Linked DNA regions of Homo sapiens: region 2 is linked to region 1. The links are chromatin loops, found by intact Hi-C in ENCODE. Cell type or tissue: adrenal gland. All regions are shown on one strand. Links, peaks and the distances in the headings refer to the core of each region. The heading gives the core; the rest is flanking DNA.

The links. A loop is a pair of places that touch in the nucleus more often than their neighbours do. Peaks named below come from ENCODE experiments on the same cell type or tissue, not always from the same donor. Only the 100,000 strongest peaks of a DNase experiment are listed, where the experiment ranks them.
Region 2: it touches region 1 in a loop (2.5-fold over the local background); 73 of 110 quality-filtered maps call a loop at or near these places.

What each region holds. Positions count from the first base shown.
Region 1 is chr1:94,930,033-94,941,883 of GRCh38, forward strand. It overlaps CNN3-DT (CNN3 divergent transcript), which reads left to right. Exons shown (of 3, transcript NR_168377.1): 2 at 1,840-1,953. Among named protein-coding and RNA genes, the nearest start is that of CNN3, 8.8 kb to the left of the region's middle. RefSeq lists enhancers at 5,568-6,422, 6,423-7,277 and a silencer at 6,821-7,115. In adrenal gland, for the core only: no CTCF peak of the experiment used is centred there; no DNase peak of the experiment used is centred there; H3K4me3 peaks cover 1,046 bases; H3K27ac peaks cover 3,168 bases.
Region 2 is chr1:95,028,956-95,040,806 of GRCh38, forward strand. The region is part of intron 2 of ALG14 (ALG14 UDP-N-acetylglucosaminyltransferase subunit); the gene reads right to left. It overlaps LOC105378863 (a long non-coding RNA gene), which reads left to right and starts at 1,350. Exons shown (of 2, transcript XR_947610.4): 1 at 1,350-1,440; 2 at 1,612-2,576. In adrenal gland, for the core only: no CTCF peak of the experiment used is centred there; no DNase peak of the experiment used is centred there.

The DNA of each region.
Region 1 (11,851 bases), core at 1,865-9,864:
AACAACTGCCTGACCACCTGATGGTTGCGTGACATTCCTGGTGGGAGCGGGGAGCCCTCTCCTGCTCTGCTTGTGTCTGACTACCTACTGTGGCACTATAGAATCAAATGAGAAAAACTTAAAATTTGGGACAATTTTAACAGCTTTATTGAAGTATATTGATATAACAAAGTATATTTAAAGTGTTCAGTTTGATACACACATATACACATAGATACACCTATTTAAAAACCCATCACCACAACAGACAAAGGACATATTCATCATACCCAAAAGTTTCCTCATGTAGCCCCTCCCTCCCAGTCTTCCTTACCTCTCCACCCCACCAGGCAACCCCTGATATGCTTTATGTAACTATACATTAATTTGTATTTCCTAGAATTTTATATAATTGGAATCACACATTGTATATTCTGTTTTATCTGGCTTCTTTCACTCAGCAAAATTATTACGAGATTCACTGACGTTGTAGCATGTATCATTAGTTCATTCCTTTTATTACTGAGTAGTATTCAACTGTAGGGATACACCAGTGATTTTACCCATTCCCTTATTGATGAACATTTTGGTTGTTTCTAGATTTTGGCTATTGCAAATAAAGCTGCTATGAACATTCATGTACAAGTCTTTGTATGGACATATGCTTTAATTTCTCTCCCATAAATACCTATAAATGGAATGGCTGGATCAAGTGAAAGATGTATATTTCACTTTTTAAGAAACTGCAAACTTTTTCCAAAATGATTGTACCATTTTACATTCCCACCAGTGCGTATGAGAGTTCCAGTTCCTCTGCTTCCTCACCAACAGTTGGTAGGTCAGTTTTTTTAAATTTAGTCATTCTTATAGATGTGGAGTATGGTATCTCATTATGGTTTTAATTTGAATTCCCTTAATACGTAATGATGTTGGGCTTCTTTTCATGTATTTATTTGCCATCTGTGTATCTTTTTCATGAAATGTTTGTTCAGATCTTTTGCCTATTTTTATTGGATTGTGTGTTTTCTTATTATGGTATTTAACTTGTCACTGTTAGGATACATTTCAAAAATCCTGACCAAGTTCTAACAGTAGAATGTGTCAGTAAATGCTCAGTTTAAGTAAAATGTCACATTGCAAACTAACTACCAGGGTGTGGCCCAGCAATCTTAAGTACTTTCCCTGGAAGTTTCTGTAATATGCAGAACACTTTCAATTGAAATAAATGCTGTTAAGGAGGTCAACTCAACCTTTCCAAATTTTTATTAATTAAAAGCAGTTGTTGGAGAGTTGTAGAAAAGTATTTTTTCACAGAGGCAAATTTGTGGGTCATATTGCCATACATCTTGCCACGAAAATAATAACATAAAGTGTTTTGAAGAATTCACCCTGTAAATCTGTCAGAGGCATGTGAACCAAAGCAACTCCATCTTGAATAGGGGCTAGGTAAAATAAGGCTGAGACCTGCTAGGCTGCATTCCCAGACGGTTAAGGCATTCTAAGTCACAGAATGAGTTAGGAGGTCAGCACAAGGTACAGGTCATAAAGACTTTGCTGATAAAACAGGTTTCAGTAAAGAAGCCAGCCAAAACCCACCAAAACCAAAATGGCGGCAAGAATGACCTCTGGTCGTCCTCACTGCTACACTCCCACCAGCGCCATGACAGTTTGCAAATGCCATGGCAACATCAGGAAGTTGCCCTATATGATCTAAAAAAAGGAGGCATGAATAAGCCACCCCTTGTTTAGCGTATCATCAAGAAATAACTATAAATAAGGGCAACCGGCAGCCCAAGGGGCTGCTCAGTCTGGAGTAGCCATTTTTTTATTCCTCCTAATAAACTTGCTTTCACTTTACAGACTCGCCCTGAATTCTTTCTTGTGTGAAATCCAAGAGCCCTCTCTTGGGGTTGGATCGGGACCCTGTTCCTGTAACAAGTCCACAATGCCAGAGAATTAAAGAGAACCACAAAGGTATGGATCAGTTATGGTAAAGGCAGAAGGGACCCTAAAAGGCTCAGAGGCTAAGGGACTTTTAAGCACCTGCTATGTGCTAAGCACTATTAGAGGCACATAACAGGCAGTGAGATCAAAATTCATCACCCAAATAGGGGCATTTTTGAGAGTGAAAGGGCACTATTAATATTTTTTTGTTTCAGGCAGTCCTGATAAAGCCCCTTCATAGTGTGCTCATTTCACCCTCAAAAGTGTCCCGTTGAGATGCTAAATCACAGTCACCCCACTTATAGGCATCACTTGCAATAACCCTATAATAATCAATATTATCTATTCCTACTTTATAATCAAAAACTAAGGTTTAGTATGGTACACAACTCGGTCAATATCAAACAGTTAACAGAGAGCAGAGTTGGGATTTGAAACCAGGCCTGGTTTAGAATGATTGCTCAAAAACCAACTTCCCAGACTCCTGAAGAATCTGAAGTCACCCTTTTTTGAGGGGGGCAAGGGGGGATGCTTTATGGAATTTATTATAAAAATGCCCCTGGCCTGGTGCAGTGGCTCACACCTGTAATCCCAGCTCTTTGGGAGGCAAGCGGATCACATGAGGCCAGGACTTCGAGACCAGCCTGGGCAACATGGTGAAACCCCGTCTCTACTAAAAATACAAAAATTAGCCGGCAGGGTGGCACACACCTGTAGTCATAGCTACTCAGGAGGCTGAGGCGAGAGAATTGCTTGAACCCAGAGGTGCAGATTGCAGTGAGCCAAGATTGCACCACTGCACTCCAGACTGGGAGACTGCACTCCAGCAGAGTGAGACTCTGTCTTAAAAAAAAAAGCTCCTATCCTTTACATCTTTTTCTTTATAATAACAACTTTGTATTGGATTTGGCAGTGATCCTTTGTTGTTGCCCATCTTCATTTGAAATCAGTTTTTCCAAAACACATGTGAGCAGCCGAATAGAAGAGATGCATAGGATGAGGTATGGGAGAAGGGGAGCAGAACTGCCACGGCCTCTCTGTCACGCCCCACTTCAGGAACCTTCATGGGTTCAGCTACCTGGAAGCTCCCTGAAATTGCTCTTGTAAGGTACATTTGCTCCTTTTTCCCCTCCCTTTGGAGAGTGCTCACCAGTTACTCCAGGTGATACTATTAGTACATCCATCGTGTGCCACCTTTTCCACCAGAGGCAAGCATGTGGCGGACGTTTCAAAGGGATTACCTTATCCCCCACTAGGCCAAGTACTGGGCTCAAGGAGGCACATGACCCAAACAAGGTCCACCGGAGTTCTTTATGATAAACAGATATGGAAGCTGAAAACGAAGTCAAACCGACTTAGACAAAAAGTGGACTTTAGTGGTTCATGTGACATACAAGTCAAGGAGATGTAGCATTGGGCATGGCTAGAGTCAAGGACTCAGTCAAAGGCATGACAAACCAGGGTGTCTCCACATACCTTTTCTCTTCTGCTAACTCCCTCAGCCCTACCCACCAGGGGAGAAATTTACCACTGAAAGGTCCAGGTTTACATCCTAATCTTCTAAGTGAAAAACTTCCCAATGGTTCTAACAAAAGTCCCAGAATTGAGCCTCACTGTCACCTACATATTTCCATGCTAATCACTGCAGCTACCAGGAGGAAGGCACTGCTGGCAGGCCTGGGTATGTGCCTAAAGTAGGTGTGGAGGTAAGTTGGCAGCTCGGCCAGCACCACAGGAGCTGAGAGAGGGAAGACGCACAACCCCAAAGGAAAATGGGGGAAGAGATGCTGGCGAGGCAAATAAAGATGATGCCCACTGCACAAGCTCTTCTCTCTCCAGTCTGTATTGCAAGGCCGCTCACTTCCATGGCCTCTTTAGAGTCCCACACTTGATTTTTTATCCGTTGTTTTTTATTTTATTTTTTTTATCTCGAGGGTTCCTAAACTTGTAAAAGCTTCAGATCCCTCAAAATCTGAAGGTATCCTACAAGAGAGTCACCCAGAATATCTACCTCCCTCTTCTCAATTTAGGAACCAAGTGTTGTCAGTTGCTCAACTACATTGCCTTTCGTCCACTCCCAACAGCTTGAAACTGAGGTTCTTATTGCCACAAAATGGCATCCTGCCCCTAGCCTTTTTCTCCTGATTCATCTCCAAAGCCTTACAGCAGGGCAGTTCCTTTAAAAATTAAAAACACTATTACCATAGACCTCTAGGAATATACCCAACCTAACTGAAAGCAGGGTCTGAAAGAAATGCTTGTATACCTTTGTCCACCAAGATGTGGAAGCAACCTGTGTCCATCAGTGGGTGAATGAGAAAACTAGAAGTGGTATATACATGCAATGGAATATTATTTCCTTAAAAAGGAAAAAATTCTGACATATACTGTAACAAAGATGAACGCTGAGAACATTATGCTAACTGAAATAAACCAGTCACAACAGGATAAATACGGTGTGATTCCATTCTACTATACTATATGGTATTCCGAATACTGCATGATTCAGCTAGAGGATGAAGAGACCAGGTAGTGGGGAGTTACCATTTAATAGCTACAGAGCTTCAGTTTTGCAAGATGAAAAAAGTTCTATGGTGGTGATGGTAGCACAACAGTGTGAATATACTTAATGCCACTGAACTGTTCACTGAAAAATGGTTAAGATAATAATTTTTATGTGTATTTCACCACACTTTTTAAAAATCTGATGCCTCAATAGCTTTTCTAAATATGCATGGGATCATAACTACCTTACTTAAAAGTCTAGTGGCTCTTCATTTGGCCACGGGCCAAGCCCAAGCTCTTTGACTTACAGAGTCGCTATAATGATAATTTTTAAAAATCATGTATGCAAAGCACTTAATTATGCCCCAGTGCCTGACACAGGGTAATTTCTCAATCATTGGGTGTTATTAGCATGCTTATTACTAAGACTATTATCTGGCCTCTCCCTGCCTCTCCAATCTTGTCTTCTGTCACTTCCAACCTTGTGCTTTAATTCTAGAAACAGCCCTGAATTGGCCACGCTGTTTCACACTTAGGTATCTTTGAATACGTTGTTTTCTCTGCTTCTATTTGTTAACATTTATCCTTCAAAATTGGATTCAGATATCACCTTTCCCAGAAGGCTTCCTTGTCTCACAAACCTCCGTGAGATTTATTCAGCCCCTTTTCTATTTGTCCTTTCTATTTTGTAAATGTTCCTATTGTTGCTGCTGACACAGTGTCATGTAATTTATTTGTTTACATGCCCCTTTCTAGACTGAGAGTAGATTTAGGGCAGGAAACTATGTCTTCTTCACTGCATCATTCCCTAGGATCTTATATTGAATCTGGCATAAAGTAGATGGTCAACAATTGCTTGCCTGATGAATAATATGATGAGCACTTAGTCATTTTTACAAATCTTATCCCATTTAATATTCAAAATTACAATTAGAAGGAAATATTATTGTCCTCATTTTTTTTTTTAGAGGAAGAAACCGAGGCTTAGAGAGGTTAGTGACTTGTTTAAGGTCACAAAGCACTAAGATCAGAACTAGAGCTTAGGTTTTTTTTTTCTGCTTCTGAAACCTATGTTTTTCTTGGCACATTAAGTCATTATAATCTATAGTTTCCTCAGACAGGAAGTGTAAAGAACACAGAAAAGCAAGAATTAAATTCTGGGGTGGCTCAGAAATTTGGAGAAAAAGAAAAAGCAAGTAAAATCACAAACAAGTACAAAGAATACTAAAATGAACTCAGCAAACAAGGAAGAAGAAAGTTTTAAGGAAAAAGCTGAACAAACATACAACGTAAATGCAGAAAGGAAAAGAGCCTTTTATTTTTTCAGTATGGTCCTTCTCATGGAGAAGCCTCAAGCCACAGCTCCAGTAGAAATCACATTCTGGGGTAAGGAAGGGAAGAGTCAGTGAAGAAATGGAGGGAGCAGATTTAGAAAACCGTGTTTAAGGCCAGGTGGCAGTGGCTCATCTCTGAAATCCCAGCATTTCGGGAAGCCAAGGCAGGTGGATCACTTGAGCCCAGGAGTTTGAGACCCACCTGGGCAACATGGTGAAACCCCATCTCTACTAAAAATACAAAAATTAGCCAGGCATGGTGATGTGTGCCTGTAGTCCCGAGGATTGCTTGAGCCAAAGATGTCAAGGCTGATTGAGCAGTGATCCTGCCACTGCACTCCAGCCTGGGCGATGGAGTGAGATCCTGTCTCAAAAAACTAGAAAGAAAGAAACCAGTGGAAGGAAGCTGAGAAGGGGGCAGTCCTTAACAAGTAGATAGCTGGGTTGAGAGAAGCAAAAGCGAATTTATAGGGTTTCTAAAGGCAGGGGCCAGGAAAGCTGAAGAGGTGAGAGTTCTGGGGGTGGAAGGGGCTGGCAGGAGCTGAGGGAGTGAAGTGCTCATTCTGGACATGAGGAAGGAAGACAGACCACCTCTCCCTTTGAAACTCCTCCTGCCACTTTCTCTTTCTCATGATAGCTGTCCTTCCTCTCCTCATTCCCATATTCATTTATTCTCACTCTCTCTCTCTTTCTCTGTGTGTGTGTGTGTACGTTGTTTCTTCTCTCTCCTTGCCTTATTCCTGCTTGAAACAATTGGGAATACCTCACTAATTTTATCTATTGTCGTTCAGGTTCAAAGACATTGCTGATTCTCTAAATTTGGTGTTAACAATAAAACACAGTGTTTTGACAGCAGCCACAGGACTTGGCAGTCCCAAAAGGGAATTCTGGAAGAGAGGAGAGGCCTCAGTCAGGGTTGTCTTTTTCTGGAGTTCATAACCTTCACAAGACTTTTATGCAATTATTTTTGTGTGTGTATGTACTCACCTACATTTTTAGGGAATAGGATTCTACTACATTTATTTATTGTCAAAGGGAAGGAGGATCAGAAAGGTTCCAGGCCCCACTGCCTTTTATAATACCTCTATCAAATACAGGTGCTCAGTTTTAGCTTCTTTATGATAATTTGTGTTCTTGATTTCGATAAGGATACAGCTTAAAAGCTTTTATTCGTAAGAAGTAGGGTTAACATCAAGAATCTCAACTCAGCAATCTTTTGAAATGCAGAATGACTCACATTCCAGTGTCACATTCCAGTCTTTGTTGCTTATCAAAAACCTTAGATAATTTAAGATGGTATCAAAATACTAATGCAGTTTAATTCCTTTGTAAACAGTGTTCACTCTGAAACGTCCCTATTGAAATGCAATTCCTTTCACTAGTTGAGGCAGTGGGAATAAAGTGTATTAATGGTCTAAATTTCATCACGTAGCACTGTTCTGACAAAGAAAATTATTTGCAGATTATGCTGAAAGTTGCTTAGCACCTGTTTCTTAAAATAAATGTGTTTACTTTTTGGTAGTGAAGACGCTTGGAAAATAGGCATTTATTTCCATAGTATTAAAAGCATTGGCCAACTGTAATGGTTCCCAGGGGGAGGATCACTTGTGGTCAGGAATTCAAGACCAATCTGGGCAACATAGCAAGACCCCATCTCTACAAAAAATTTAAAAATTAGCCACACAGTTACAGTGAGCTATGATCATGCCATTTCACTCCAGCCTGGGCAATAGAACAAGACTCTGTCTCTATAAATAAATAAATAAATACACTAATATAGTAAGCAGAAAACTCAAGTAACATAATTTTTTTGTTAAGTTCCCATTAGATGACTCACTTCAGGAGGGCAGGAACCATTCTGTTCGACATTGTATTCCCCACACTTTATACATAGTAATCATTCAATAAATGTTTATCTTGTTAAAATAATTAATTGGGAAGCATTCTGCTGAGACTGTACCAGTGCCTCAGGTTCCAACACAAGCAAACTAAAACCCAACTCAATGTAAGCACTAAAATGAAACAAACTTAACCAGTTAGAAATGACCAACTAACTTCTAGATGAGGCCAAAGGGACTTTTCACCTTAACCTAATTTTTTTTTTTTTTTTGGCCTTGCTTTCACAAACACCTTATAAATGTTTCACCTCATGCTCCCTGGGTGGAATGCTAAACCCCTTGCCGCCTGGTACTGCCCAATTCATGAATTGCTCTCTCCCCAAATAAACTCTGTAACATTTTCATGTGCCTAAGTATATCTTTTAACAATCTAATCAATGAATATAAAATAACAAGTTGATAACAATATCATATCATGCTCTAAAGCATCTTCAGAGGTATATCATTTGGTGAACTTTATTTCATGAAATTGACTCATTAACTGTTTGTTGAGAGCCAGTCCTGCATAGGGCTCTTCCAGGCCCTGGGAATACAATCGTAAATGAGAGGGTTAAGATCCTTCCTTAGGAGCTTTTGGTCTAGTAGGGGATGGGTTACAGGCCATAGTCAAGCAATAGCATAAGGAAGATTATTTCAGGGAGTCAAGAGCACTGTGAAGATAGTGAATGGATACTATGCCGGGGAGTGTGTGTGCTGCTTGAGAGAGGGTGTCTGGGGAGGAGGTGATGTTCAAGCAGAGATGTGAATGTTGAGAGGATAAGGGAGAAATGCATTGCTGGCAGAGGGTGTCGTCAGGGCAAGTGTATTGAGAGAATCAGCTTGAAACAGAAAGAAACAGAAGTGGCTGGGGGCATTGAGCAAGTGGGAGAAGGATGAAGTGGGAAGGGTAGGCAGAGATCAGATGAAGCAGGGTTTTGAAGGCTATGAGGATTTTGGCCTGAAAGGAGGAACAATGAGGATCTGTGATCCTGAAAAACCCATCTGTCTTTATTTTCTGAATTAAAGGTTAAAATAAGACCAGATTAGTTAAGTATTGAGGTGATTTAGAAATAGAAATTCTTGAATGGTGCATCTAATAACTCACCTGAAAAATAAAATTAGGTAGGTGGGCACATTTTCCAGCCATTTTAGATAAATAAGCACTGATTATAATACTTGCTCAACTGAGAGCTTTATGATTCAGAGAAGGAATGTGGTCAACATAATAGGAAAGAATTTTTCCATTCTTTTTTGTGTATTTAGAATTGGCCACTATACTAGTTTCCATTTCTTTCTCCAACTTTGCATTCTAAATAGTTTGGATCATGATCACAAATTAAAATAAATATATATATATATATATATATATATATATATATATATATATATATATTTTAGCCTCACCTAAAAGTTTTTTTCTTTCAAAAATATTTTTAGAGAAACTGCTTTGTAAACTGATTTGAGCAATTTTTGCTTTCAGTTCTCAGCTTGAAGAGGATATGGGTGTGATTTATAGGCATTATTCCAAATGCCAAAAAAAAAAAATCATTTTCAGCTGTTAAAATTTTCCTTTGAATTGCCTGGTTTTACTGTTGTCTTACCAGAAATGCTGTGGTCTGACTGTGTCTTCCAAAATTCATGTTGAAACTTAATCTCCAATGCAATAGTATTAAGAGCTGGGGGTCTTTAGGAGGTGATTAGGCCATGAAGGCTTCTCTCTCATGAATAGGATTGAGGCCCTTATAAAAGTGGCTTCACACAGAGTTCAGCCCCTTTTGCTCTTCTGCTTTTCTGTCATGTAAGAACACAGCAACAAGCTGCCATCTTGGAAGCAGAGAACAGCCTTCACCAGATATATACTGAGCCCCCCGGCAACTTGATCTTGGAGTCCCAGCCTCCAGAACTGTGAGAAATAAATTCCTATTGTTTATAAATTACCCAGTCTCAGATATTTTGTTATTGTAGCATAAATGGACTAAAACAAGGAAAAAAAGAAACAGGAAAAAAAAAACTTCAAGAAACTTAGCTACTTAATTATTTTCAGAAAGTATAATGGTTTTATATATACAGTTGATTCTTGAACAACATGGGTTTTTTAACTGCATGCATCCACTTACACATGTGGATTTTCTTCTGCCTCTGCCACTCTTGAGACAGCAAGACCAACTCCCCTTCTTCCACCTTCCCAACCTACTCAATGTGAAGATGATGAAGATGAAGACCTTTGTCATGATCCACATCCACTTAATAAATGGTAAATATATTTTCTCTTCCTTATAATTTTCTTAAGGACATTTTCTGTTATTTAGCTTTCTTTATTATAAGAATATAGTATATAATGTACATCGCATACAGAATATATATTAATTGACTACATTGTTGGTAAGAACTTCAGGTCAACACTAGGCTATTAGTAGTTAAGGTTTTGGGGAGTCCAAAGTGATGCATGGATTTTCAACTGCACAGGGGGTTCACACTCCAAATCCCCATGTTGTTCATGGATCAATTGTACATATGATTTATTTCCCTCTGACATCGTGTTCTCTGGAACATATTCTTAATGAAAGTTTTGAAATACAGTAGGCAGTACAGGGTAGAAGTTAAGAAAACAGCCTTGAGTTTGTCTGCTGTGGACCTTAGGTAGATTATTTACATGATCTTTGTAAGCTTCAGCTGTTTCATTTGTAAAATAAGGTTGTGTGGGATTTAAATGATAATATGTTATTATTTCTAAATATATCTTCCCAAGGTGAAATTAAACTTGCTTTAAAAAAAACTGTGAGCTAACTACACGTATTTTCTTCATATTTTATCCAGTCTGTAGTATTCTGTTATAGCAACAGAAAGATGAAGTTTACTGCCGGGAGCAGTGGCTCATGCCTGTAATCCCCAAACTTTGGGAGGGCGAGGCAGGCGGATCACTTGAGATCAGGAGTTCAAGATCAGTCTGGCCAACAGGGTGAAACCCTGTCTCCATTAACAATACAAAAAAAAAAGTAGCCAGGTGTGGTGGCACACACCTAGAACCCCAGCTACTCGGGAGGCTGAGGCATGAGAATCTCTTGAACCCAGGAGGCGGAGGTTGCAGTGAGGCAAGATCGTGTCATTGCACTCTCCAGCCTGGGTGATGACGTGAGACACTGTCTCCAAAAAAAGAAAAAGACTAATTTTAGTTAGCTCATGGTTCTAGAAGCTGAGAAGTCCAAGAGGATGGTGCTGGCATCTGGTGAGAATCTTTTTGCTGTGTCATAACATGGCAGAGGGCATCACATGGCAAGAGAGCAAGAACATGCATGTCAGCTCACATCTCTCTTCCTCTTCTTGTAAAACCACTAGTCCCATCATAGAGGCCACACCCTGATAACTTTAATCCAAATTACCTCCCAAAGGCCCCTACCTTCATCAACATATACATTGGGGAATTAAGTTCCCAACATGAAATTTGGGGGACACATTCAAACCATAGCACTAACACTAACTCTCAGTTATTTATCTTATACCCCAGTTATTTGTGTATTCTTATCTTGGCATGTATGAGTTAAACCACCGTTAGTTATTATCACATGATTAACTTTGGTAATAACCGCTCTTTTTTCATGGGTGCTATTCCCATCTTTAAATCTTCTTTTCTTTTTTTTTTTTTTGAGACGGGGTCTCACTCTGTCACTCAGGTTGGAGTGCTTTGGCACAGTCTCAGCTCACTATAACCTCTGCCTCCCAGGCTCAAGTGATTCTCCCACCTCAGCCTCCCAAGTAGCTGGGACCACAGGTGTGTGCCACCACACCTGGCTAATTTTTTGTATTTTTGGTAGAGATGAGGTTTCACCATGTTGCCCAGGCTGGTCTCAAACTCCTGAGTTCAGGCAATCCACCTGCCTTGGCCTCCCAGTGTGCTGGGATTACAGGCATGAGCCACTGCATCTGGCCTTACACCTTTTGTTCTTCTTCTTTTTCAGAGACAGGGTCTTGCTCTGTTACTCAGGCTGGGGTGCAGTGACTCAATCAGAGCTCACTGTAACCTCAAACTTCTGGGCTCTAGCAATCCTCCTTTCTCAGCCTCTTGAGTAGCTGGGACTACAGGCATGTACCACCATGCCCAGCTAATTTCTTTTTTTCTTTTTTCTTTTTTTTTTTTTTGAGACAGAGTCTTACTCTGTCACCCAGGCTGGAGAGCAGTGGTGCGATCTCAGCTCACTGCCACCTCCACCTCCC
Region 2 (11,851 bases), core at 2,256-10,255, 99 kb after region 1:
ACCAACATATTTTCCTTGAATCAAAATTCCAGATATATTGGTTACCTATTTCTGTGTAACAAATTATCTCCAAATTTACCAGCTTAAAACAATAAGTATATTCTGTTTTTCACAGTTTCTGTGGGTCAGGAACCAAGAGTGGCTTAGTGGCTTGCAGTGACTCATGAACTTGAAATCAAGTGGGTGGCTGGGGTTGTAGTCATCTGAAGGTTTGACTGGGGCAGGAGAATCCACTTCCAAGGTGGCTCACTCAATGGCTGGCCATTTAGTGCTGATTGCTGGTTGGTGTCCTTAGTTCCTTGCCAAATGGATCTTTCCATAGGGCTCCTTAATTAAGTGTTCTCATTATGCAACAGCTAGCCTCTTAAAAGTAAGTGCTCCAAGAAGAGGCAAGGCAGAAATTGTCACGTCTTTTATGACCTGACCTCAGAAGTCACATTTTGATATTTCTGATATTTTGATATTAGTTACACAGATCAACCCTATTTGATATGGAAGGGGCTACACTGGAATGTGAACACCAGGAAGTGAGAATCATTGAGGGCTTTCTTGGAGCCTGGCTACCACACAGTTAAGTCAGAAAGAAAAGAACAGAATAATTAATACATTCTTCCTTTCCCCTTGGCCTTGAGAAACAATATGTTCCTTGAGAAAAGAAGATAGAGAAGCCTTTTTCTAAACCAGTGAAAAGCATATAACTACATTCTTGCACTCAGAAAAAGGTGTGAAATTGTGTTTGGAGGCTTCTATTATGCTCCAAGAGAACATGAGTGCAGTTCTTACAGACTCAGCAAAAAGTGAAAATGGAAATGTGTGACCACTCTGCTTCTTCATATGATGGCAAAGAATATTTTCTCATCTCTCCATGGTATACCAGTGTAGAATGGGAGACCTGGGCTCAATATGTATCCACTATTTTTATTTATTTATCAATCTTTTATCAAATCAATGTTTTTCCTTCCAGAAGCTAAGGTACTAAATATTGAACTAGAAACTAATACTGAGTAGTTCCCAAACTATAAACCACTCAGAAGCAATAGCAAATTGTTTGAGGTTTATGCTCATCTAAGTTGTGGAGATTACTAATTGAAAAACAAGTAATAGGCCAAGCAGTACTGTAGAGTCAAAATCCCTTCTCAGAAACCTTTTGGGTCAGAAGTGTTTGGACAGGTAATATGGTTTATATACCACATATTATATAATATCCTTTTTTGAAGTTTGGGAAAGAAATAAAACATATTAATATCTCTGCAACAATACATGAATATTCACACTAAACAGGATAAATAAAGACTATAAGCTTCATGCTGATTCAAATCAGGTTTTGCCGTTAAATAAGCTTGTGACAAACTGGATTTTTTTTTTTTCCAGTTTTCAGAGCTCTTTAGGATTTCAGACTAAGGGACTGTGGACCTATACTACAAACTACATTTGAATCCAGTAAGATGTCATGTCATTGTTATTATTGTGATAAAAATAATTCAGTAGAATTCCATCATAGAAGTTTTTTTGGCTGTTACTTCCACCAAATTGTGTGGCCTAATCTCAATACCTATAATATTTTATTTAAAAAAGCATGGGTGTTTATCATGTTCCTTTAATTTTGTTAAGGCTGTGAGCATACAACTTTACGAAGCAGCAGCAATGAACAACATTTCTGGATTATATCCAGACAGTGTCACCAGGACTGGAAGGATGATCAGTTTGATTCTGGCTCCCCTGATTACACCTTGGCTCCAAGGACATAAACATCCAAGCCTGGTAAAGCCTATGCAAGAGCGTCTGGGGCTGGAGATAGCTTTCCTAGACCTGGACGTGGAAGAAAGTCTACATCTCATCCCTGGCAGCAGCCTGGAGCAGCTAAGAAAATGGGTTTAGGAAGTCTCAGTCCATTTTCAGAAGAATAGAAACTAGTGCAAGCATGTTCTGGGGTGGGAACTGAGGGACCTCCAATATATAAAATAGAAAATCAGGCCTGAGGGTAAGGCAACAAGACCAGTAACTAAAGTTTGATGACCTCTCTTTTTACTTGTGGATGTACCATACAAGGAGCCAACCTCCCAGTCTCCAGACCAGAAGTTTAGCTGGGAGGGGAGTCTTGGTTCCATTTGTGTGCTGGAGCTAGCTCAGCCAATGACCACATGCCTACAGTGACCAATCATCTAGACTGCAGAGGTGGATCTCAGCCTACACTTGTTGTCTCAGCATAATTATTGATAGTGCCCCATGCTCTCAGAAGTATCAATTTAAATAATAAAGCACATGGTTATCCACAGGGTAGGGCAATGAGGAGCCTCTTCCAAGTCAGAGGGCAGGATACTTGTTCAGCACAGCCTGAAGAGTCAATATGGTGGGAGAATCTGCATCAAAGTCAGGGATGAAAGTTGAAGTGGTGGCTGGAAAGAAAGCCAAGGTGGAAGCCCTAACCGTGACATTAACAATGACTGGCACGGGACAGGAGAGTCCATCTGGTGCCACTCTCTGGCTTACAGCTCTAAACTAGAGAAGCTCCACTTCCAAATCCTATCCGATCTTTCTCACATTATTTTTTGACAGTAAGTTCAGGTAACTGAAAATCCTACTAAAAAGACTGCTCTATAAATCCAAGTCTCCACCTACACATCCCCCCACCATTGTAGCATATCCGTTCTCCTCAGAGATATCTTTCCTGACTAGCCTTTCTAAAATATCCCCATCCTCCCCTCTCCCCATCCCCACGTACACATATTCTTCCCTCCTCCATCACCAAACTTTCTGTGTGCTTTAAAATAACATCTACTATACTGGCATATTATATACTTATTTATTTATGTATTGCTGTCTCCTCCATTAGAACATAACTTACACAAGGAGGCCAGGAACTTACTTTTTAGACGGAGTTTAGCTCTTGTCATCCAGGCTGGAGTGCAGTGGCACGATCTCAGCTCACTGCAACCTCCATCTTCTCAGTTCAAGAGACTCTCCTGCCTCAGCCTCCCAAGTAGCTGGGACTACAGGCACGCACCACCACACCCACCTAATTTTTGCATTTTTAGTAGAGACAGGGTTTCACCATGTTGGTCAGGCTGGTCTCCAACTCCGGACCTCAGGTGATCTGCCCACCTCGGCCTCCCAAAGTGCTGGGATTACAGGCGTGATCCACTGCGCCTGGCCCTGGGCCAGGAACTTTAATCACTGCAATCTCAGTGCTTGTAAGAGTACTTGGTTATAGTTTGTAGTAAAAAAAAAAAAAATTTTATTGAATAAATAATTCAATATGTCATTACACAGTAATATAAATCAATTCCATCTTCCTATCACCTAGCTGAGATATATTTAGAATATAGAAAGGACACAAGGGGGGTAATTTGAGAGTGTATACTTAAAGCCTTATTTGCAAGGGCCACTCTTTAAATGGGTTGAACTGAATGGAATTCATGAAGCTAGAGGAGAGAGGCTGGGGTAGTGCAGGGAATTGTGGATTTATAAACAGCCAAAGCTAGAAGGCACCAAACCCCAAAGGTTGGGGAAACAGGAAGGAGGGACACAAAGGAATCAAAGACAAATGTCCCCCTTCCCTAACATGTTCTAGGTGAAAAGCCTCTGTGGGTCCTCTTTCCAAAAAATAGGACCATGAGAGAGGAGTGTGCTGAGGCTTTGAGGTATGCACACAAAGGGGAAAGGAGCCTGCCAATTAGAGCAGCAGGGCATCCCCTTCTGCATCTAACAATGCTTCAAAAACTCTCTGCCCCACTGTTTTTCTATGATACCTGCTATGCTGCCAGGCAGTCAAGTAGATGGGAACCCGGGCCATCCTGACAGGGACAGTGCCCTCAGATTACCTATACTTGACACAGAAATTGGGTACTGGGTTACTTGATGTCCTGTGTCATTTAAAGGAAACACTGAGAGCCAGGCTGTGGCAAAATCTTAAGAGAGTTTTTATTATTTTACATAGTTTTAGGAAATAAAATCAACTATATAAAGAAGTCAATGAAAAATAATCAATACAAGGCTTATATTCTGGTCTTAAAGTTTCCTTTGAAGACAAGGGAATGAGACAGAGGTTCAGACAGCTACAATTCAGGCCTGCTATGACCTTTGGCCAGGAATTACCTAGGGGTTCTGATATCTGGAGAAATCCAAATGAAGGCATCTTTATAGACGTTGTTTTTGTTAGTCTGTACCTTTGCTCTAAGGGAACTGTTCCTGACCCAGCTTCATGTCCTATAATGGGATGCAAGACATAAAAGATGCCTGCTCCATCATTTTACCACCCCTACCTCCCACTCCCAGAACTACCATTTGGTTCAGGAGTGGCCACATAACCCTAGCAGGGCCAGTCTTTTCCTGGATTCCTATAGACCAAGGAAAGTAGTTCTTCCTTTGAGGGACACTGTAGGCTGCTAAACTGGATCTCAATCCATCCTACGGGGGCTGAGAAATACATACATACATACATACATACATATATATATATATATATACACACACACACACACACACACACATACATATATATACACACACACACACATATATATATACACAAATATATATATATATTTGTATTCCTCTATCCACTAGGCCTTTCTACAGTGACTTAAAACTATTATATTTTCCACCACAATGGGCTACTCCTTCTGTATTCCCAAGGTAGAAATCAACAAATCAACAGTAAAATCTATCATAGATTTCCTTCTAGATATGAAGATCTATGAGGTTGCCAGGGACCGAAAGGAGAGAGGAGGCTGCCCCCATGTTTCCTTCTCCCAAAACTTTTATACACATTCCATAGCTAACCACTTATTCCACATGTCTCGGCTACTCCCACAATTCAAGTCATTACCATCTCTCACCTTGACTACTTCAACAGCCTCTTAACTAGTCTCTTTGCTTCTCCTCTTGCTCCCCTACAATCTATTCTTTATAGAATTGCCAGACCCATCTGTTTATAATGTAAAGCAGATCCTTTCATTCTCCTGCTTAAAATCCCACAAAGGCTTTCCACTGCACCAAGTCCAAATGCCTTACAGTTGCTCCCAAGGTCCCATGTAATCTGGTGCTGGCTCACATCTCTAATTCCTCCTTGTTCATTCACTTGAGCCACACTGGTCTTCTGTCTGTTCTTTGAATGTGTCAGACTCACTCCTTCCTGAGGGCCTTGTCTGCTCATTCTAACAAGTTTGATTTGCTCCCAGACTGTCTCACAGCTAGCTCCTTCCTGTACATCAGATCTTGTCTAAACATTACCCACTCAGAGGGGAGACAGTTCTTCTCCAAATATGTGGTCTCTCCACCACACTGTCTTGTTTTACCATCTTCATAGCAATCACCATTACCTCCAATTAACTTGTTCATTTATGTGTATATGTGATTGTATGTAGTCTGCCCCTCTTCCAGGGATGCAAGCTCCATGAGAGAAAAGGATTTCATCTTGCTCACTGCTACGATCCCACTGCCTGATGTTTTGCACATCATGGGTACTCAGTAAATAACTTGCTGAACAGACAAATGACTATCATTATAATTTCTAGAAGTCTAGTCCATGCTGGATGGTGATGGGGAAGATGCTGGCTCTTAACCTCATGACATCTCAGGGTTTTAAGGGACATACTATTCCAACTTTCTCACTTTGCAGATGAGGAATCTGGACTTCCCTAAAGTGACAGCACCAGGACCTGAACCCAGGTCTTCCATGTGTTCTGAAATATGCTGCTGACTCACCTCCTTCTCTAGATCTTGCTTGGATCTCTGTGTCTCACTGCTGAGGAGCTGCTTTCCCCAACATATAAGGAGCTGAACCACGAAGTTTACTCCCTGCCTCCTGCTACTCTTATGTATAGCCAACTACTCATCCTGATCCATTTCCTTTTTCTTCCTTGATTTTTCAAATCACCCACTCTCAAACCCATAGAGTTTGTTGTCTCTTTCCCTGCCTCTACAGGAACTAAGCTCCCTGCCTCCTCCTCTCTCTTTGCCCTCTGTGCCCTGTTTTGCACTGTAGGCTTGGGTTACCAAACCCACCTACCACTGTTACCAGTGACCGCCCGCCACCTACCCCGACACATTCCCTAAGCCTTTTAGGGGAAAAATCAAAATAAGAACACAACAGGACCTCAGAAATTTTGAGACTTTTCTGTTGAACTTTAGGCCTCAAGGCCCTTATGGCAAGTTCTGCTGTCCTGCTATTGCTCCTACCTGGCAGTCAGCTGGGTTATATGTTCCTAGAAAGGATGTTTTTGTTTTGTTTTGTTTTGTTTTCTCTCTTTCTTCTCTGTCTCTTTCTCTCTTCTTTCTTTCTTTGTAGTTCAATGTGTATATCCTGCAAAATTTACCTGTCTTCAATATAATCCAGTCTCTTTCACACTATTGGCCAAAGAAGTAAGACTCTTTCTTATTCTCTATCGTATAGAAGAAAACATATTTTAGTGAAACAGTGAAACAACCTTTCCATCTCAGCTTCCTAATTCCTGTAGAACAGGGCCATGTCCCATAGTACTCTGTATGCCCACAAGGCCTCCCAACGCTCCCTATATGAACTTGACTGATGTATAATCAAATATATGGTGGCAAGAGAGACAAGAAAAGTAGGATGCTGAAGAGTGAAAAAACAGAGAAATGGATTTTGTTCAGGCTTCTAGTGTCTGATAGTATATGAAACACTGAGTTAAATACTAACAGTATATGACAACTTGTAACTTTCAAAGTATGTTCCAGAATTACATCACTGTTAAAAACCACAAACATATCTGGCTTTAGATTTGTGAAAACTAAATAGGAGTTTATAGTGATTTAGATGGAAATAATTCCACCAAAGAATCCAGATGGCATCATAAACCACAACAGAGGAGATCAAGTGGTTGATGAAGTCATTCTTTGCTGTTACCACACACTGAAACATACAATACCTTTATTATTTAGTGAATGCCACACGACTGAAAAGTCCTGGAAACAAGACAAAGTTAAAATGGTAAAATTTCATTCAACCAAAAATGGTTTCAGCTTTCTTTCATAACTATTTAAAAATAATGCAATGTATATTTTTAAATGTATGTTGGATGGTTCAACTAATCATTATGAAATCAAGATGACCATAATTTACCACAAAATTTTTTTTTATATGTCCTTCAAGTACTTGGTAGATACTTTATGGTGCTGATGAAATGCCATGAAGTGTCATATAAGTGAGGGTGCTGTGGGCCCCTGATATAGTTTGGTTGTGTCCCCACCCAAGTCTCATCTTGAATTGTAGTTCCCATAACCCCCATGGGAAGGACCAAGTGGAGATAATTGAATCATGGGGGCAGTTCCCCTGTGATAGTGCGTTAGTTCTCATGAGTTCTGATGGTTTTATAAGGGGCTTCCCCCTTTGCTGGGCACTTATTCTCCCTCCTGTCACCCTGTGAAGAGGTGCCTTCCACCATGATTCCAAGTTTCCTGAGGCCTCCCCAGCCATGTGGAACTGTGAGTCAATTAAACCTCTTTTTTTTTTTTTTTTTTTTTTTTTGAGATGGAGTCTCACTCTGTTGCCCAGGTTGGGGTGCAGTGGTGCGATCTCGGCTCACTGCAACCTCCACAACCCAAATTCAAGCAATTCTCCAGCCTCAGCCTCTCAAGTAGTTGGGATTACAGGTATGCGCCACCATACCCGGCTAATTTTTGTAGTTTTAGTAGAGACGGGGTTTCACCATGTTGGCCAGGATGGTCTCAAACTCCTGATTTCAGGTGATCCGCCCACCTCGACCTCCCAAAGTGCTGGGATTAAGGGCGTGAGCCACCGCGCCTGGCCCAAGCTTCTTTTCTTTATAAATTACCCAGTCTCGGGCAGTTCTTTATAGCAGCATGAGAACAGACTAATACAGTCCCATGATGGGTCCTGCTGATAACCACTTACTTTGCATGAATCAAGCTCTCTGGACCTCAGTGTCCCACTGTGAAGCAAGGAGGGCTAGCTGAGATCAGGGATCCTTAACTAGCCACCATGATCCCACAGCTGGCTCAAGACTGGCTTGTCAAAGAGAAATGAGGCTGCACTCCAGCTCTGCCCCAGGGCCTGAAACCACCCCTCACTTTACCTCCAGAAGCTTCTCCTTGCCTGGTGGTCTGAGACTTCAGGGAAAAACAAAGTAGTTTGTTTCTGAAAAAATTATGGGATTCTGGCTCAAAAGATTTTTAAAGCCTTTTATAAATGCACATTTATTCTCTCTCAGCCTTTATTGACTCCTTCTTTTGACAATATCGCAATTTTCCTTTGGGTAACTCATTCCTCTCATATTCTCAGCCGGACGGTTTGGTGGTATTTGCCTCCTGTCCCCTTCACCCCTAACCCTGCCTCTAAGAGTAGGCCTGGAATGGCTGAAGCAACATGGAGGAATCATTCCTGGCTACAATGATTAGCTGAAAGATGGGAGTATAACCCCACTGGAGTACCATGAGGCAGGAGATGTTTGCTGGGGCTCTCTCTCCCATATGCTGTAAGAGATCCTCTTCTTCCTCATGAAGAGGAAGAGACATGAGGCCAGGAGGTGCTACAGGTTTTTGTTACCCTAATGAGAGAGCTTGGAGCTGCTGGAGGCAGCACTGTGGGAAGCCCGGTGGAGCTGCCACTGCAGAAGACAGAGCAGAGAGACAACTCTTGCTATAGGGATATGCCTGGGCAACCGGACCAAGCCTCGCCAGAAATAAGACTGAATTTTTCCTGTTTTGTAAGTTGACAAATTCCCTTTATTGTTCAAGCCAATTTTAAGCGTAGGTTTATGTCACTTGAAGTTGAAGCACCCTTCCTTTGTCCTTAAAATGGTAAGAAAATTGCATTCCTTTTCTTAAAATAAAATATATATATTAAAATCATGTATGAAACAATTGTTTACGACATTGAATTTCAGAGCTGTACTCTCTAAGCATGGATTCATTCACTTGTTTCTTCATTAAACTTTCAACAAGCACCTGCCAGGTGACAGGAACTGGGCTAGGGAAACAGAGGTGAATAAGACATTCACAAGGAACTCACTGCAGTCTATCAGGACAGCACAGGAAAAGTGATAATTGCAGTCAAAGGGATAACTATAATATGAGACAATTATTAAATATAATGTTAGCACCAAGTAAGAAGTAATAAACTGGACCAGGTGCGGTGGTTCACACCTGTAATCCCAGCACTTTGGGAGGCCAAGATACGTGGATTGCCTGAAGGTCAAGAGTTTGAAACCTGCTTGGCCAACATGGTGAAACCCTGTCTCTACTAAAAATACAAAAAATTGGCCACGCGCGGTGGCTTACGCCTGTAATGCCTGTAATCCCAGCACTTTGGGAGGCCGAGGTGTTTGGATCACCTGAGGTCAGGAGTTTTGAGACCATCCTGGCCAACATAGTAAAACCTTGTCTCTACTAAAAATACAAAAATTAGCTGGGTATGGTAGCACGTGCCTGTAGTCCCAGCTACTTGGGAGGCTGAGGCAGGAGAATTGCTTAAACCCAGGAGGAGGAAGTTGCAGTGAGCCAAGATCGTGACACTGCACTCTAGTCTGGTGACAGAGTGAGACTCCATCTCAAAAACAACAAACAAACAAACAAACAAAAACCCCAAAAAACAAATTAGCCAGGTGTGGTCATGGGCACTTGTAATCCCAGCTACCTGGGAGGCTGAGGCAAAATAATTGTTTAAATCTGGGAGGTGGAGGTTGCAGTGAGCCAAGATTGCACCACTGCACTCCAGCCTGGGCAACAAGAACAAAACTTCACCTCAAAAAAAAAAAAAAACAAAGTGATAAACTATAAGGTTTTTTTTTTTTTTTTTTTTGAGACAGGGTCTCCCTCTCTTGCCCAGGCTGGAGAGCAGCGGCATGATCATGACTCACTGCATCCTTGACCTCCTGGGCTCAAGCGATTCTCCCACCTTGGCCTTCTGGGTAGCCAGGACTACAGGCATGCCCCATCACATCTTGCTGATTTTAAAAAAACTTTTTCTAAAGACGGGGTCTTCCTATGTTGCCCAGGCTGGTCTGGAATTCCTGGGTTCAAATGATCTTCCCACCTTGGCCTCCCAAATTGTTGGGATTACAGGCGTGAGCCACCACGCCCAGCCAATACATTATTCTTTGATAAGGTAAATCAGGCTTCATGAAGAGATTCCTGATCTAACTTGTGCAGGATATAAAATTTTCTAAGTATAATAGTGTGGGTGTGGTTGGTGAAGGGTCTTCTTGCCAGAGGAAGCAGCGTGTTCAGAGCTGAGAGACATGAAATAGCATGGAATATCTGGGGAACTGTATTTTGGTACGTAAGAAGCAACATAGGGAACAACAGAAAATGGAGTTGGAGCGGAATAATGGGAGCAGAAATGCATTCAAGAAATACCAGTCTAGTAATTATGAAGAGAATGGACAGAAGGGGAGAGGGCACGACCAGAGAAGGGCAATCATTGGGGAGATCACTGAAATACATCAGAAGAATGATGCTGAAGGCCTGACGGCCAGCAGCAGCACTAAGGTAGAGGAATGGAGATGACAAGCAGTGAGAAGGGAGATTTAGGACGCTGGAGAGTTTGGGATAACTCTCAGGTTTTTACCTAGGGTGAACGGTACTGTCATGACCTGGGGAGCAAATAGCAAGAGCGGAAACAGGCTGACAGCACATCATGATTCACTGTGGTCTTGTTTGGAGCATAATTTTGAGTTGGTAAAATACTCTTTAAGTATAAAATATATCAATATTAGAAAACATACACAGGTATTTTAGGTTGAAATGGGACAGACAGGAGTTTGTACTATAACTGAAGCAATGGGTAGACCTAGCAGGCAAGTGGACGGAGGAAGACAACTGGGAATCTAGGAAGATAATATTCAGGAATCTGGATGCTGGACTGATGCTGACAGGCCCTGGAGAAACACAGCCTGGAGCAGAAGCCTCGCTTGACGTTGACAAGTCAGACTTGAAAGCCAGGTGTGAGATCTCTGCCGGGTGCAGTGACTCACGCCTGTAATCTCAACACTTTGGGAGGCCGAGGTGGGCGGATCACTTGACCTCAGGAGTTCAAGACCAGGCTGGGCAACACGGCAAAACCCTATCTCTACAAAAAATACAATATTAGCCAGGTGTGGTGGCTCGCACCTGTGGTCCCAACTACTGGGGAGGTTGAGGTGGGTGGATAGCTTAAGCCTGGGAGGAAGAGGTTGTAGTGAGCCAAGATTGAACCACTGCACTCCAGCCTGGGTGACAGAGTGAGACCCTGTCTCAAAATAAATAAATAAATAAATAAATAAATAAATAAATAAGATTCCTAATCTCAGCCAGGCCTCCTTATTTCACAGTAGAAGACTAAGGCCCAGAGGGGTTGATTCACACAAGGTGACAGAGCTGGTTATTAGCAGGACCCACAGCTCCCTTACTCATATGTTGCTTCATGACATTTCATAAGCACCATAAAGTGAGCATCTACCAGGTATTTGAAGGACAAGGGAGTATCCCTCGGCACCCATTGTTTCCCTTTTACTTCCTTGCCATGCTCACCTGCTTGGTCAAACCTGACTAAAACTGTAAGTACATCTCTAGTCACAGCCTGGCCACATGCAGAGCTTAGAATTATGCTGTCCGTGGTGTGACTGCAACTACCAGAATTATTTCCTTGGGCCTAAAGGCTGGAAGGATCTAACAGCCTCCATTTGTACAAAAGGAAGGACGTAGGGAATTCCAAAACAGGCCATGTCCTGATTTTATAACAGCACAAAATAAATTGTATGTTTGTACTCAAAGGTATAGATTTTTTTTTTAATTGTGCTATTTATGTTTTTAAAACCAAACATTGGTGATTAGAATGCCATAAATTTGCTTTGAAATGGAGAAACAACAGTACTATATTATAAAATGTTAC